2 separate regions of the Homo sapiens genome follow, and region 1 is linked to region 2. A link is a loop called in an ENCODE intact Hi-C map of the cell type or tissue named here. Cell type or tissue: IMR-90. All regions are shown on one strand.

Evidence for each region. Peaks named below come from ENCODE experiments on the same cell type or tissue, not always from the same donor. Only the 100,000 strongest peaks of a DNase experiment are listed, where the experiment ranks them.
Region 1: a loop joins it to region 2, with 2.8 times the contacts of the local background. A loop is called at or near these places in 8 of 110 quality-filtered maps.

The regions. Positions count from the first base shown.
Region 1 is chr7:87,566,073-87,574,072 of GRCh38, reverse strand. ABCB1 (ATP binding cassette subfamily B member 1) reads left to right here. Exons shown (of 28, transcript NM_001348946.2): 5 at 3,850-3,901; 6 at 7,097-7,288; 7 at 7,832-8,000. Among named protein-coding and RNA genes, the nearest start is that of ABCB1, 31 kb to the left of the region's middle. In IMR-90, no CTCF peak of the experiment used is centred here; a DNase peak (open chromatin) is centred at 3,672.
Region 2 is chr7:87,308,830-87,316,829 of GRCh38, reverse strand. No RefSeq gene overlaps it. Among named protein-coding and RNA genes, the nearest start is that of TP53TG1, 33 kb to the left of the region's middle. In IMR-90, a CTCF peak has its summit at 4,372 (motif pointing left); a DNase peak (open chromatin) is centred at 4,339; H3K27ac peaks cover 669 bases.

The DNA of each region.
Region 1 (8,000 bases), 260 kb before region 2:
CAGTGCCTATGTAGTCAGCAATTCTCAACTACTTATTTTCTTCTCAGCATGTGGAAAATATTTTTTCAGTCTAAAGGGTGGAGCTTAATCTCATGAAATTTAAACAAAATATTCTGTCATGCTCAGTTTCCTCTCCAACCCTCAAAGGCATAGGCTTTGGGAACATTTTATATATATATATCGTGTAGGTTTCTTCTTGGCTTTTATTACATATATAAATTTTTTTAATGCAGCAGCAGCTCTCTCTGAAGACAGTGACTGCACAGTGCTCTAGCTACTGAAATGAGGAGATAGGTGTGGGGGTAAAGGAAATATCTGGTAAATCATTGTTGGTACTTTAAACATATTTTCTTTCATGTGTATATTGTGGCAAGATTGCAAAAGAACTAATATGATGTATCATGGATCTTGATCTTTATCCTTTATGCAGTGGACTGTCATTGAAGGTTATCAATGGAAGCACTATGATTATACTTTTGCTTTCAAATATAAAATCTGGGGACAATATGAAGACCTAACTGGGGTAGAAAGATTAGTTACAGTAGTCTTGTTACAGGAGAGGTAAGAAATGATGGGGACTTGAACCAGAGCATTAACTGTGAAGAGGGAGAGGATTTGAATAGCTCTAGATATATTTTGGAGTCACTGAAGCTGTGGAAGTGGCTGAGGTCAGCCTGGAGCCTGCATAGAGTTCTGGGAAACATCAGTGTGTAGGAAAGAGGGAGAGCATAAGGGGTCAGTAACTGAGACTAAGGGAGAAGCATCAGAGTGGTGGAAGTAGGAGAACCAGGATAATGAGGTCCTACAAACTGGTGATAACCTTCAATGACAGTCCACTGCATAAAGGATGATGGTTTTATTAATGGGAGTTCCCCTGCATGTGCCCTCTTGACTGTCGTCATGTAAGACATGCCTTTGCCCCTCCTTTGCCTTCTGCCATGATTGTGAGGCCTCCCCAGCCATGTGGAACTATGAGTGCATTAAACCTCTTTTTCTTTATAAATTACCCAGTCTCAGGTATGTTTTTATCAGCAGCATACGAATAGACTAATATAGTTACATAGGTAAATGTGTGTCATGGGGTTTTTGTGTAGAGATTATTTCATCACCCAGGTATTAAGCCTAGTACCCACTAGTTATTTTTCCTGATTCTCTCCCTCCCCCCACCCTCCACACTCCAAAAGTCTCCAGTGTGTGTTGTTTCCCTCTGTGTGTCCATGTGTTCTCATCATTTAGATCCTACTTATAAGTGAAAACGTGGTATTTGGTTTTCTCTTCCTGTGTTAGTTTGCTAAGGATAATGGCCTCCAGCCCCCTCCCTGTCCCTGCAAAGGACATGATCTCATTCTTTTTTATGGCTGCATAGTATTCCATGGCATCTATGTACCACATTTTCTTTATCCAGTCTGTCATTGATTGGCATTTAGGTTTATTGCTTTTGTGAATAGTGCTACAATGAACATATGCATGCATGTGTCTTTATAATAGAATTATTTATACTTCTTTGTTGAATGCCCAATTTTTATTTTGACTGGTACACTTTGAAAGGTGAAGCACAAATAAAAGGAACTTGGTGCTAGACTTGTTTTCTATGTATTTTGATGGCTGAAGCTATAGGTATGGTGTAATTGGACATACAAACATAAAGGAGGCAATTTTGACCTTGAACAAAATTTTTTACTTTTTGAGCTATTTAGAAATGACTGTAGACTTAGAAGACATCATTGCTGAAGAACATTTATTTAAATTATCTTGGTTTCTTATCTTAAGAATTGAGAAAACTGGTAGAAACAATGAGTAGAAAACAGATATTTAGTTAGACTTGAAAACTGGTCTTCATTTGGTAGTGACATACTGGCAACAATTAATACTATATAGAGACATTTCCTGGTAAATACAGAAGATACATAATGTAAGCTTTCCCAAGATTGATTTGGAGAAAAATCCTCACCTGACTATTCAATGTCCTGTTTCATTTTTGAAAACGTGGAGCAGAAGAAATCTCACAACTGATTTAAATAAAAATTCAATCTGAAAAAGTTTATTGTTGTATTGACATAAGGCAAAGCAGTCAAGAATCCCTCTTGCATGTTTTTCTAAGCTTCTGCATCTCTTTGTTTCTTCCTTACCTTCTGTCTTACCCTTTAATGGAGTTTTCTCCAGGATTCTGTGCTTGGCCTGCTGTTTTCTCCCTATCTGCTGGCCTGTCCTTATGGGTAAGGAGAGATGGATTTAGCTATGGCCTCTAGCACATGAATCCTAAATCTTTAGATCTGAACTGTCTCTAAAACTGGAAAGTTACGGTCTGAATACTTATTGGACATCTTCAATTGAATGTGCCAGGCACTGCAAAACAAAAATGTTCAAGACCAAACTAATAATCTCTCCTCTGACCAGGGTAGCTCTTTTTGCTGACTTCTTATTTCCCACCATGACACTAGCATTCTCCAAATGCTTAGGCTTGATGTTTTGATCATTTTTAAAATTTTTACTCTCTCTACTTATATTCTATCAGTTGCTAAGTCCTGTAACTTCTTCCTCTATAAGTCTCATAAGTATTTGCTTTCTTTTCTATTCTCATTTAGACTCTCTTTCCCTACATAGTTATAGTAGCTGAAGTCCCTTAGTCTCTCCACATTCCAGTTAATCGTATACATTGCTGGTGGCTAAACTCTCGTAGAACATACTTCTAATTATATCCTATTTTGCTCAAAACTGTCGAACAACTGCTGGTCTGTTTTCTTGCACCATACCTGCAGGACCCAGATTATCTTTCCAGCTACATAACCACCTCCCTCCATCCACACAACACACTTCCTACCCCTGTCAAAAACAGGCTTACCCATTCTTCAAACTTGCCGTTGACTTTTGTCCATATTGTTCACTTTGCTAGAAATAGTTTTTCCCCTCTTTTCCATACCAGTTGAAATCAGACTCAACTGAAACAGGCCCTTTCATTTTAACATAACTTTTTGCAGTCTCGATTGTGATAATTTATCCTAGAAAATATTTACTCTTTGTACATTTATAACATATGTGTATAAGTATGTTTAACACAGCATTGCTTGTAACAGTAAAATATTGGAAACAAGTGAAATAGTTGCAACATTGAAAAAATAGATACACACATATATATACTGACAGGAAAAAATTTGGCCACTAAATGTAAACTATGACTCCATTGTTAAAAAATAAGTGTGTGTGCTTGTGTGTATATACATGCGTACATAAAATCTGAAAATGTACACACAAAAATGTTGAATTGTGCTCGTGTGTGTATATGTGTCTGAGTGTGTGTGTGTGTGTCTGTGTGTTAGGGGTAAAGTTATGAAATACTTTTATAATGTACTTTTTATCCAAAAATGTTAGCATTTGCTAATATTGGGTGATGAGCTCACTGGTGTTTATTACACTGTTCTTTGTATTTGATATTTTTAAATAAGAATAAAACTGGAAAAATGCTAAGATTTTAAATATATACCTTAGTACCAAGTACTCAATGGCATTTATCAGGACAAAAGATTTTTCTTTAGTGGGATCTTGGAGTGATATTCCAAAAAATATTTTAATTCAAGGACACTGATATTTCTGCTGACAGACTACCTCTTACCAAATGTGGGTTTCTTCTTGCAAATAAACATCACTGAGTTGGTGTATATGTGGTTGCACACAGTCAGCAGAGAAGTATTTGAATGAATGCCATAATGCTTACACACAATTAAAACTGAGTCAGTTCGACCTATTTTTATGTAAATCATTAAATGAAATGAGTTTGATTCATTTTTACATGTTTATTTTTAATGGAGACTAAAGAGACATAAATGGTATGTTTGTTTTGTGGTGGTCTAGGTGATATCAATGATACAGGGTTCTTCATGAATCTGGAGGAAGACATGACCAGGTAATTAGACATTCTCCTTACTATTGTTAAGTTTTTCTATATTCATCAAGTTGTAGAAATGTTTAAAACTTTGCATTATCATCACAGAAATTTTAAGGAGAACAATACTCTTGATAGTTTTTAGAAGAGTATATGTAGACTTTTTAAGAAAAGAATTGGCTGCATAAAGTATACAAAAGTTAGAGTTAAGCTTAAAATGGACATATATGCATTGATCAATGTAGAATATCATATTAATATATAAGGAAATTAGAGGAGTTTAAGGTAGTCTTTTAAAATGCAGTTGAATTAAGAATCATTATTTTCTATAATATATATGTGCCAGGTGTGGTGGCACATAGCTACAGTCCTAGCTACTTGGGAGGCTGATGTGAGAGGATTGCTTGAGCCCAGGAGTTCAAAGCTGCAGTGAGCTATGATCACATCACTGCACTCCAGCCTGGGGGAAAGAGCAGGACCCTGTCCCCCACACCCCCCCACAAAAAAAGAGAGAGACAGAATAATTATTTTCAATGGCTTATAATTATTAATTTGTTTCCTGGATGTTTTCATACGACATGACAATGAAAGCAGCCAAAAGAAATTTTTTTTAAACTCAACATCTGATTCTGAACAATAAAATAAAACATCCCAGAAAAAATACAGTCTCTCTATTCTTAACTCACACTGGGGAAGCTTTTGGTTAATGATTTACATATCTTGAAGTTTATTCTCCAGAACAGCTTATAACAGATGTCCAAAGGTACGTGTAGGTGAATCAGAAGAAAATGATTTTACATTACTGTGTAAATGATCTGGGTACATTTGAAAAAAATAGATTTTTTTTTTTTTTTTTTTTTGAGACAGAGTGTCACTCTGTCCCCCAGGCTGGAGTGCAGTGGTGCGATCTCGGCTCACTGCGACCTTCGATTCCTGGCTTCAAGCGATTCTTGTGTCTCAGCTTCCCAAGTGGCTGGGATTACAGGCGTGTGTCACTACACCCAGCTAATTTTTGTATTTTTAGTAGAGATGGGGTTTCACCATGTTACCCAGGCTGGCCTTGAACTTCTGACCTCAGGTGATCCACCCACCTTGGCCTTCCAAAGTGCTGGGATTACGGGTGTGAGCCGCCATGCCCTGCCGAAAATGGAGACACTTTATCATATTTTGAAAGCTGAGGACCAAATACCTCCAAATATTCCTGTGGAGAGGCATTGTTTTTTACATTGGGGAAAATGAAACAGAATGTCTTTTAATCATCATGTACATGCTTTTGAGTAAACATACACTGACAGTTTAAAATACATTAACTTATTCTCAAAGCATGAGTTTTCCTTGTGATGTGGGGTTTCTATTAGCTATCTCTTGCTATATAATGAACACTTAGATAGAATACTATCTCTTGTTGTATCATGAACACTTAGATAGTAATTAGTTATTGAGTTATCTGTTAACTAAAACTTAGTGTTCTAATTACATCTTCCTTGATAAATGCATTGTAAGTTACAAGGTAGAGTTTGGGGAAAACTTGTTTCCCAAGATTCCTGATGGGCTGAGTGCTGAATTGTGAACAGCAATGTCAGAGACTGTCTGCTTGTTACCTAGCCATCTTTATAGCTTCTGCATGATTCAAACACACAGTTTAATTTGAAGATGGTAAGTAGTGAAGTTTAAAAAGTGGGAATATTGGAATACTGTATTTTATTTTAGAATGTTTGCCTTTAACCTAAAAATTAATTGTTTAGTGAAGCCCAAGAATTGTTTGCATTTTTTTTTTTTGAGATGGAGTTTTACTCTGTCACCCAGGTTGGAGTGTAGTGGCACGATCTCTGTGCACTGCAACTTCTGCCTTCAAGCGATTCTCCTGCCTCAGCCTCCTGAGTAGCTGGGATTACAGGTGTGCACCACCACACCCGGCTAATTTTTATTATTATTATTATTATTATTATTGTCGTATTTTTAGTAGAGACGGGATTTCACCACTTTGGTCAGGCTGGTCTCGAACTCCTGACTTCATGATCCGCCCACCTTGGCCTCCCGAAGTGCTGGGATTACAGGTGTGAATTGTTTGCTTTTCTTTTTTTTTTTTTGAGATGGAGTCCAGCTCTGTCACCCAGGCTGGAGTGCAGTGGCACGATCTCGGCTCCCGGCAACCTCTGCTTCCTGGGCTCAAGCGATTCTTCTGCCTCAGCCTCCCAAGTAACCAAGTAGCTGGGACTACAGTCGCACGCCACCACGCTTGGCTAATTTTTTTGTATTTTTTGTAGAGACAGGGTTTCATCATATTGGCCAGGGTGGTCTCCAACTCCTGACCTTGTGATCTGTCTGCCTCGGCCTCCCAAAGTGCTGGGATTATAGGCGTGAGCCACCACGCCTGGCCTGTTTGCTTTTTTAAATATGAAAACTCAGAGCAAGGAAACATTAATTCAGGATTTCTAGATTGATTAAGGGTCTGTTTTTTAAGACAATACTCGTGTTTTTTAATGCTAGAATTTAAATTGGAAGGGCCACTATTTGATTCGTTAAGCATTTTAGGATAACTCACGATGGCCAGTTGGGCAAATGAAATAAAACTACTTTTTAAAAATTTCATTTGTCTCTTGGCATCTAAACTCTACTAGATTAATAGCCCAAGGGATAATCCCTAGCCCAAAAGGCCAAGGGATTATTTCCATTTCTTGATCCCACTTTCTGACAAGTTCTGTCACTTCTTTTCATCCCCAATGTACAGAGACCAACCCAATGCACTTATCAACTGATGCTGATGTAATAAAAATATTACAGTGGTGGGTCTTACCTGATGCTGTGATTCCCCAATATACCACACCATCTTTCACAGTAACTGGCATTCTCTGAGTGCTTACTATGTGCTGGGCACTGGTCCAAGTATATTTCATGCATGAGTATTTTTATCTCTGTTTTACTAATTAGAAAACTGAGGCTTAGAAAAGTTAAGCAGCTTGCCTAAGATTACATAACAGTGAAGTGAAGAGCTGGGATTTGAGCCAAAGCAGAAATCATTCTTAACCATTCCACCATATTGGTGCAAACATAGTTGGATGGTGACTATCAACTCTGCTTGTTACAACCCCTTCTTATTTGTTAAGGATGGCGAGATACCCAGATAAGTGAAAAAATAGGAATGAGTGGTCTCTTTGGAAAAGGTACATTGATTAGGAAACAGAGAGCATGTGCAGTGTTCTTGTTGTTTTTCAGGTATGCCTATTATTACAGTGGAATTGGTGCTGGGGTGCTGGTTGCTGCTTACATTCAGGTTTCATTTTGGTGCCTGGCAGCTGGAAGACAAATACACAAAATTAGAAAACAGTTTTTTCATGCTATAATGCGACAGGAGATAGGCTGGTTTGATGTGCACGATGTTGGGGAGCTTAACACCCGACTTACAGAGTAAGTATTTAGTTTTATGTTGAACTTGGGTGTCGTTCTTATCCTTAGTAAAATGAAATAGATGTCATCACATCTGTTAGGAGGTGTTAATGTATCATTCAAAGGTACTTATGAGACAAAATTCCTTCTAAGCAGCAACAATGTCGTGTGCATCCTTTTGTTCCCAGTGCCTTGACAGGGTATGGGGGGACCTGCATGACTAGCATTAAATGAAGGACTGGGCTTTGCCAGAATGAAGAAATCCTCTGAGAATGTGCAGTAGAGCAAAACAAGATACTTTCTGAGGAAATTTCTGAGCAATTTGAAATTCCTAGGTTGAATACTTCTTGTGTACACGATGTCCATTTCCTGGGGCCATGTGGGCTATGGATTTTTGTTGTTAATGACAAATATCCTAGTAGAAACTTCTACCCTGCTAAATAAAACAAAGCATAGGCACAAAATACTCTAGCCATAAACTACCCTACACTCAAAACAGGCTTCACGAGAAAAGTTGATGTTTACAATTCTGACAATTATTTCTAACACTATCTGTTCTTTCAGTGATGTCTCCAAGATTAATGAAGGAATTGGTGACAAAATTGGAATGTTCTTTCAGTCAATGGCAACATTTTTCACTGGGTTTATAGTAGGATTTACACGTGGTTGGAAGCTAACCCTTGTGATTTTGGCCATCAGTCCTGTTCTTGGACTGTCAGCTGCTGTCTGGGCA
Region 2 (8,000 bases):
GAGCGCCATGGAAAGGAAAGTCCAGGGAATAAAGGATAGTGTTCAAAGATAGTTACTGATACTGACATAAGACTTCCTAGAATTTATAGCTGTATTTTGAGGGAGTGTTTAGGAATAAATCTTTCCATTTATGAATGTTTGTTGTCATGGTTAAATTTATAAAGTGTCAAAAACCCATTTTAGAAAATGCTGGTCCAGACCCTTGCTACTCACTGTGGTCCAGGAACAAGTAGTATTGATGTCACCTGGGAACTTATTAGACTCTAGGGCCTCACCCCAGAACTACTGAATCAGAATCTTCAGTTTCACAAAATCCCCAGGTGATTTCTATGTAGTAGTCTAGACTGGCAAATAATAGCAGCTGGGAGTTTTGGTGGTCAGTGGAACCTAAAGTGATACTGAGGCCCATCCTGAAAGAAGTTACTGGGCAGGCAAGGGGAGTAGGTGGACTTTCCGTGGAGTGAATGGCCTGCAGCAAAAGGGTAGGTGGCACTTCCAGCTGGGCAGGGGACTCATATCTGTGGCAGCAACGCTTCCTTTTATTGAGTCCATTATGCCTAGTGAGGGAAGCCTGCTGAAATAATTTAACCAACTTCTGCAGATTCACTGCCCCATATGGTCCACTAACAAAACCTTTCTATATTTTCAGAACTGCTACAGATTTTGTGTGTGTATGTGTGTATACATGTACATACATGTGTACACGTGTGTGCATATATATGTAAAATAATTGCAATATTATGATTGTGAGAAAGGTGCCGATTTGCCTTTTTAAAGCCACACTTTCAGCCAATAAAACAAAAAATTCCCTGAAACATTTCAACCCAAAATTTCGTTTTCAGAAACCAGATACCTATCTAAGTTATAGAACTGACATTTAGAAGTGCTTATAAATGAGCTTCTAAATGAAAAATAATGTTGAGTAATGGAAAATCTGGAATCCTTTATTTAAATTCAGCATCTTCTTCTGGGAAATAGGGATAATGATACTTACTGGCGGGTTGTAGTAAGATGCATAGTGAGATACATGGTATGTTGTTGTTGTTGTTGTTTTGGAGATGGAGTCTTGCTCTATCACCCAGACTGCAATGCAGTGGCACAATCTTGGCTCACTGCAACCTCCACCTCCCGGGTTCAAGCAATTCTCCTGCCTCAGCCTCCCGAGTAGCTGAGACTATAGGCATCCACCATCATGCCCGGCTAATTTTTGTATATTAGTAGAGACGGGGTTTCACTGTGTTGCCCAGGCTGGTCTCGAACTCCTGAGCTCAGGCAATCCACCCACCTTAGCCTCCCAAAGTGCTGGGATTACAGGCATGAGCCACCACGCCTGGCCAATACAAGTTATGTTTTCTAAACTGATAAAATTATTAGAATCAGCATTCATTTACACCAGTGTAAACACAGCATTAGCCTCACTGACTATCTACATACAAAACCAGTGAGAATTGAGGTTCCAGGCAAGGTACATCTGACTCTTGAAAGCAGCAGAGCTTGACTCAACGTTAAGTTCTCAATTGTATGAACTTCAAAGCTTATTTGCGACCATATATGATAAGTAGAGTTAAAAATGAATGACTACAGAGGAGATAAGTGAGAGACCCCTTTTATAAAAGGGACAGTTGTCACCCATCTTGCCAGGAATGATGACAAGGAAGGATGGAAATTGTCATGATCCTAACAATTCACTGGACCCAGGGTCAACCCAAGCCAATAATACCAGAATTTCTTCATATTGTCCTGCCAAAGAGGATATTTTAGATGAATATAGAGCAGGCCCACCCCAGACCTATTGCTCTTCATAACAAGCTTTATATAGCCCAAGAGCTGTCTCCTCAGCTCCCCACCGTGGCCCCCTCCCAAACTGTTTAGTTACCTTTTGCTGCATAACAAACTACCCTACACTTAGTGGCTTACCAGAGCAAGTCATTATTTCTCATGAATCTATGGTTTGAGTGGGCCCTTCCAGACAATCCCATTATCCAGGTTGTCTTTTCTTTTCTTTACTTTCTCCCTTCCTTTCTTTCTTTCTTTATTTTATTTTATTTTATTTTTTGATGTAGTCTCACTCTGTTGCCCAGGCTTGAGTGTAGTGGCACGATCTGGGCTCACTGTAACCTTGACCTCCTGGGTTCAAGCAATTCTCCTGCCTCAGCCTCCCAAGTAGCTGGGATTATAGGTGCCTGCCACCATGCCCGGGTAATTTTTGCATTTTTAGTAGAGGCAGAGTTTCACCATGTTGGCCAGGCTGGTATCGAACTCCTGGCCTCAGGAGTTTATATATATATATATGCCTTGGCCTCTCAAAGTGCTGGGATTACAGGTGTGAGCCACCGTGCCCAGCCTCAAGGTCAGTTTTTGTTTTTGTTTTTTGAGATGGAGTTTCACCCTTGTAGCCTAGTCTGGAGTGCAATGGCACGATCTTGGCTCACTGCAACCTCCCCCTCCTGGGTTCAAGTGATTCTCCTGCCTCAGCCTCCCAAGTAGCTGGGATTACAGGTGTGAGCCACCACTCCTGTCTAATTTTGTATTTTTGGTAGAGATGGGGTTTTTCCATGTTGGTCAGGCTGGTCTCGAACTCCCAACCTCAAGTGATCCACCCGCCTCAGCCTCTCAAAGTGCTGGGATTACAGGCATGAGCCACCACACCTGGCCTGGGTCAGTTTTTTAGTACTAGAGCTGCTATCTGATCTCCACTTGTCCTTTTATAGTGCTTCATTTCTGGGGTGGTCAGAATTTCAGAGGCAATGATAATATAACCAACAAAAGACTGTTTGTGTAATCTGTAACCAACTTTACTAAAGAGCCATGAGTGACTATAGGAAATGTCAATATAGGGGGAAATAAACTTAAGTTGTATATTAATTATAAATGTTCTCATTATAGATTTTTAAAAAATAGTTAAGGCTTTCCCTGGACACAATCCATCTCCCTTCAGCAAAAGGGTAGGTGGCACTTACTACCTTCTTCAGAAAGGTCTTGGTGTCCACTCTCTTCAGAAAGAGAATAAATGGAGTTTCTTCAGTATCGCACAGTAGAAATCAAACCCTATCCTTCAGGAAACCCCTTAACAGAGATAAATGTATTTCCCATCCCTTCTCCAACAGGCATCTTAAGACAATAATTTGCCATAAACAATTTCCCAAATCTTAACATAGAGCGAGGAGAGGAGCTTTGCCAGATTGGCCCCACTGGGACTTTGACACTCCAAGTCTCCTGGTATCCTTTGAGAAATCTCTACAGGTATGAAATGAGGTTGTGTCTCTTCCTCATCCTTCCTGCAAGCTCCTAATGGATGTCTTCTCCCAGCCCCACATATACACCCTTTAAGGATAAACAATCAGAGATGGAAGAGTCTAAGTTCATATGAGGAATGAGAACCATTTCTCCAAGTTCAACCTCTCCAGCATCTTTCTCTTCCCTCAACTGAGAGAGTGCTTCACTTTGCAGATCAAGATCCATTCTTCTTTGTTGATTTTCTGTTTCCAGGCCTTAACCAGAAACCTATTGTTTATATATATATATATATTTAAAATCAGACCCATTAGAGTGTCTTTCCAACAATAGGTAGTATAAATCTGATGGCTGCTTTTTAGCAACATAAACTCCAAGCAGAAGCACTGATTGTCAGTTTGCCTTTACTTTGAACAAAATGAAATTCTTGGAGATTAGTCTTTATAAGCAGTAGATGAGCAGTTTAAAGAATTAACTTCTGTCTGTCCAGAGCCCACCCCAGAAGGGCTGGGTTGAGGAGGTGTGTTTTTCTTTCTGCACGTATAACTCTGTATTTATGAAGGCCATTCATTATGATCATTTTCCCCCAGTGGAAGAGAATAATCTAAGGAAAGGTGTGCCATATACCTAGAGAGCAGTCAAATATACCTTTAGAGCCTGTTTCCTGCCTACCTCTGTGCACTATTGTCCTCCCCCATCAGATCACCTAGTGAATGAAGGCAGTCAATCTCCATGGCTCCAGTCTCTGAAGCAGTCCCTTAAATGCCAAGTGTTGGCTTTACTTTTTCAAAACATTTTGACAGATTTCTTCTTGGAAACTAGATCTCTAGAACAACTTTATCCTGAAAGAAAGCAAGACATACATTGCCCCCCACTCCCACTTTGAAAAGTTCCTAGCATAAACACACACTTTACTAAGAATCTTAAAATACCTGACTGTAAGATAAATTAATTTTAAAATGACCTCAATAATTTAATCATAATTTGAATAGCTGATCATATCTTCTCTGGGTAATGACATGAGGAAAATACACAATTGGCCACAGCTGACTAACTACTTGGTCTTAGATTTAAAAGAAATGGATTTAGTGAGGAGCAGGGCTTTCTTTCCAGTACCAGCTGTGATGGAGCGACACCTTCTGGCACACATGGAGTACTGCATGCTAGAGGGCTCCTCTGCTAGGAGGCCCTCTTCAAGAGATCTCAATCAACTCCACTGACCCAAGTTCGGTTCCATCAAAAAGGTCAAAGATAGGTGACAGTGTTGGCTAGACAGTTAATAATTTCCATTGCTGACTTTACACATCATTCCTGGCTGGCCATTGGCCTTTTAGAAAAAAAACAAAGCAGCCTAAAGTACCAAGATCATCTAACATTATTAGAAATATTGGCCACATCCTCCCCACTCTTCACTCCATGTCCCACCCAAAAGAAAACTTCATATGACCAAAAAGTCAATGGAATCTTTGCAACAATGATCAGTCCAGAGCTCATTTTGGGTGATACAGGTAACAAACCAGTTGTTAAAAGGCATTTCATCTCATGTTATTCTGGTGGGCCCCAAGGCAATGGTGGCTGGGGGTGGAATGGAGGGGCGTGGAGAACACAAACACAATAATGGAATTCCTAATTTCAGAGGAGAAAAGCAGTGTATGGACACTTAAGTGTGTTAGTTTTCTAGGGCTGCCATTACAAAGTACCACAAACTAGGTGGCTTAAACAGTAGAAATGTCTTGTCTGACAGTCCTGGAGGCTAGAAGCCCCAGATTAAGGTGTCAATAGGGTTTTTCCCTCAGAGGGCTGTGCAGAAGAGCCTGTTCTATGTCTCTTTGCCAATTTCTAGTGGTTTTCTGGAAATCTTTGGTGTTTCTTGGCTTGTACAGATTTTTGCCTTCATCCTCCCTGTGTGTGTCTGTCTCAGTCATGGCATTCTTTTATAAAGACACCAGTCATATTGGATTAAGGGCCCACCCTACTCTAGTATGACCTCATCTCATCTAAGTATATCTGCAATGACAGATATATTCCAAATAAAGTAACATTTGGAGGTACTGGGGGTTAGGACTTTCATATATGAGTTTTGCGGGAGACACAATTCAACTCATAACATTAAAGAAATATTTTCTTGTTTAATCTCTTCTCCAAAAAGTGCAATAACTGTCTATGAGAAATATGCATGTGCTTATTCTAATAGGTCTCATGCTTAAACAACATGATGATAAGCCAACAGGTTATACTGGAGATAATATTGAGAAGCAAGTCAGGACACAAGACCATAGTAGTCCTCAATACCAAGAGCAGCAGTGATAGTTGCCTGCTCCTGCAGTACAAGCTGAGTACAGCATTGCTAAAAGCCTAGCCGCATCCCTGGGACCCCTCCAGACTGAATGACGCAGACTTGGGTGAAGTACACAGTTGGAATGAGAATGGATTCAGGACTTATGACTGTTCCCTGTGGGTAGGGGCTGGCTGCTTGAGGGAAATGGTTGGGATTGATCTGGAAAGACCATGGACCAGGCTCTTTGGGTTGGGGGATACATAAGAGAAGGGCCCTCCAGGCTCTGATGCTGTACCTGCAGGACTCTGGCAAAGTCCCAGTTAGAAAGGACTTTGTCCCTGTTTCCATGGTGTTAATCCCTTTGAAAATTTCCCTAACCTTCAAAGAAAACGTGCCTCAATGAGACGGAAGGAATCAGAAGGTTAGGGAAGGAGAGGCTGGAATTCCTCATTTTATCCCTAGCTCCAACAGAGAAGGGATATTAGCTGGTTAAGTGGACTATTTAATGCATGGTGAGAAGTGCAGCCAGCAGTGACCCAGTAAGAGCAGTGGGGAAAACCATCTGATCCCACAGTGTGCTCAAGCCAAGAGGACTGTGACACTATAATGCAGATCTGCTTATGCATACACATTAGAGAAAACTGGGAAAAAGGGTAGACATCTGAGTTATAATTACAAGGGGAGTCTAGCTTGGAATAAATTACTGCCTTTTCCTGGAATCCTTATTTTGTAAAAGGTAGAAGGCGGCTTTCTTTTTTTTTCTTTTTTTTTTTATTATTATACTTTAAGTTCCAAGATACATATGTAGAACGTGCCGTTTTGTTACATAGGTATACACGTGCCATGGTGGTTTGCTGAACCCATCAACCCATCGTCTACATTAGGTATTTATCCTAATGCTATCCCTCCCCTGGCCCCCACCCCCTGACAGGCCCTGGTGTGTGATGTTCCCCTCCCTGTGTCCATGTGTTCTCATTGTTCAACTCCCACTTACGAGTGAGATCATGAGATATTTGGTTTTCTGTTCCTGTGTTAGTTTGCTGAGAATGATGGTTTCCAGCTTCATCCATGTCCCTGCAAAGGACATGAACTCATCCTTCTCTACAGCTGCATAGTATTCCATAGTGTATATGTGCCACATTTTCTTTATCCAGTCGATCATTGACGGGCATTTGAGTTGGTTCCAAGTCTTTGCTATTGTGAACAGTGCTGCAGTAAACATACGTGTGCATGTGTCTTTATAGTAGAATGATTTATAATCCTTTGGATATATACCCAGTTATGGAATTCTGGGTCAAATTTATTTCTGGTTCTGGATCCTTGATCTAAATCCCTGTCTTCCACAATAGTTGAACTAATTTACAATCCCAGCATGAGTGTAAAAGCATTCCTATTTCTCCACATCCTCTCCAGCATCTGTTGTTTCCTGACTTGTTAATGATTGCCATTCTAACTGGCATGAGATAGTATCTCATTGTGGTATGATTGGCATTTATCTAATGACCAGTGATGATGAGTTTTTTTCATGTTTGTTGGCTGCATAAATGTCTTATTTTGAGAAGTGTCTGTTCATATCCTTCGCCCAGGTTTTGATGGGGTTGTTTGTTTTCTTGTAAATTTGTTTAAGTTCCTTGCAGATTCTGGATATTAGCCCTTTGTTAGATGGATAGATTACAAACATTTTCTTCCATTCTGTAGGTTGCCTGTTCACTCTGATGATAGTTTCTTTTGCTGTGTAGAAACTCTTTAGTATAATTAGGTCCCATTTGTCAATTTTGGCTTTTGTTGCTATTGCTTTTGGTGTTTTAGTCATGAAGTCTTTGCCCATGCCTATGTCCTGAATGGTATTGCCTACGTTTTCTTCTACGGTTTTTATGGTTTTACATCTTATGTTTTATTCTTTAATCCATCTTGAGTTAATTTTTGTATAAGGTGTAAGGAAAAGGTCCAGTTTCAGTTTTCTGCATATGGCTAGCCAGTTTTCTCCACACCATTTATTAAATAGGGAATCCTTTCCCCATTGCTTTTGTCAGGTTTGTTAAAGATCGGATGGTTGTAGCTGTGTGGCATTATTTCTGAGGCCTCTGTTCTGTTCCATTGGTCTATATGTCTGTTTTGGTACCAGTACCATGCTGTTTTCGTTACTTTAGCCTTGTAGTATAGTTGGAAGTCAGGTGGCATAATGCCTCCAGCTTTGTTCTTTTTGCTTAGGATGGTCTTGGCTATGCGGGCTCTTTTTTGGTTCCATATGAAGTTTAAAGTAGTTTTTTCCAATTTTGTGAAGAAAGTCAGTGGTAGCTTAATGGGGATAGCATTGAATCTATAAATTACTGTGGGCAGTATGGCCATTTTCACGATATTGATTCTTCCTATCCATAAGCATGGAATGTTTTTATATTTGTTTGTGTCCTCTCTTATTTCCTTGAGCAATGGTTTGTAGTTCTCCCTGAAGAGGTCCTTCACATCCTTTGAAAGTTGTATTCCTAAC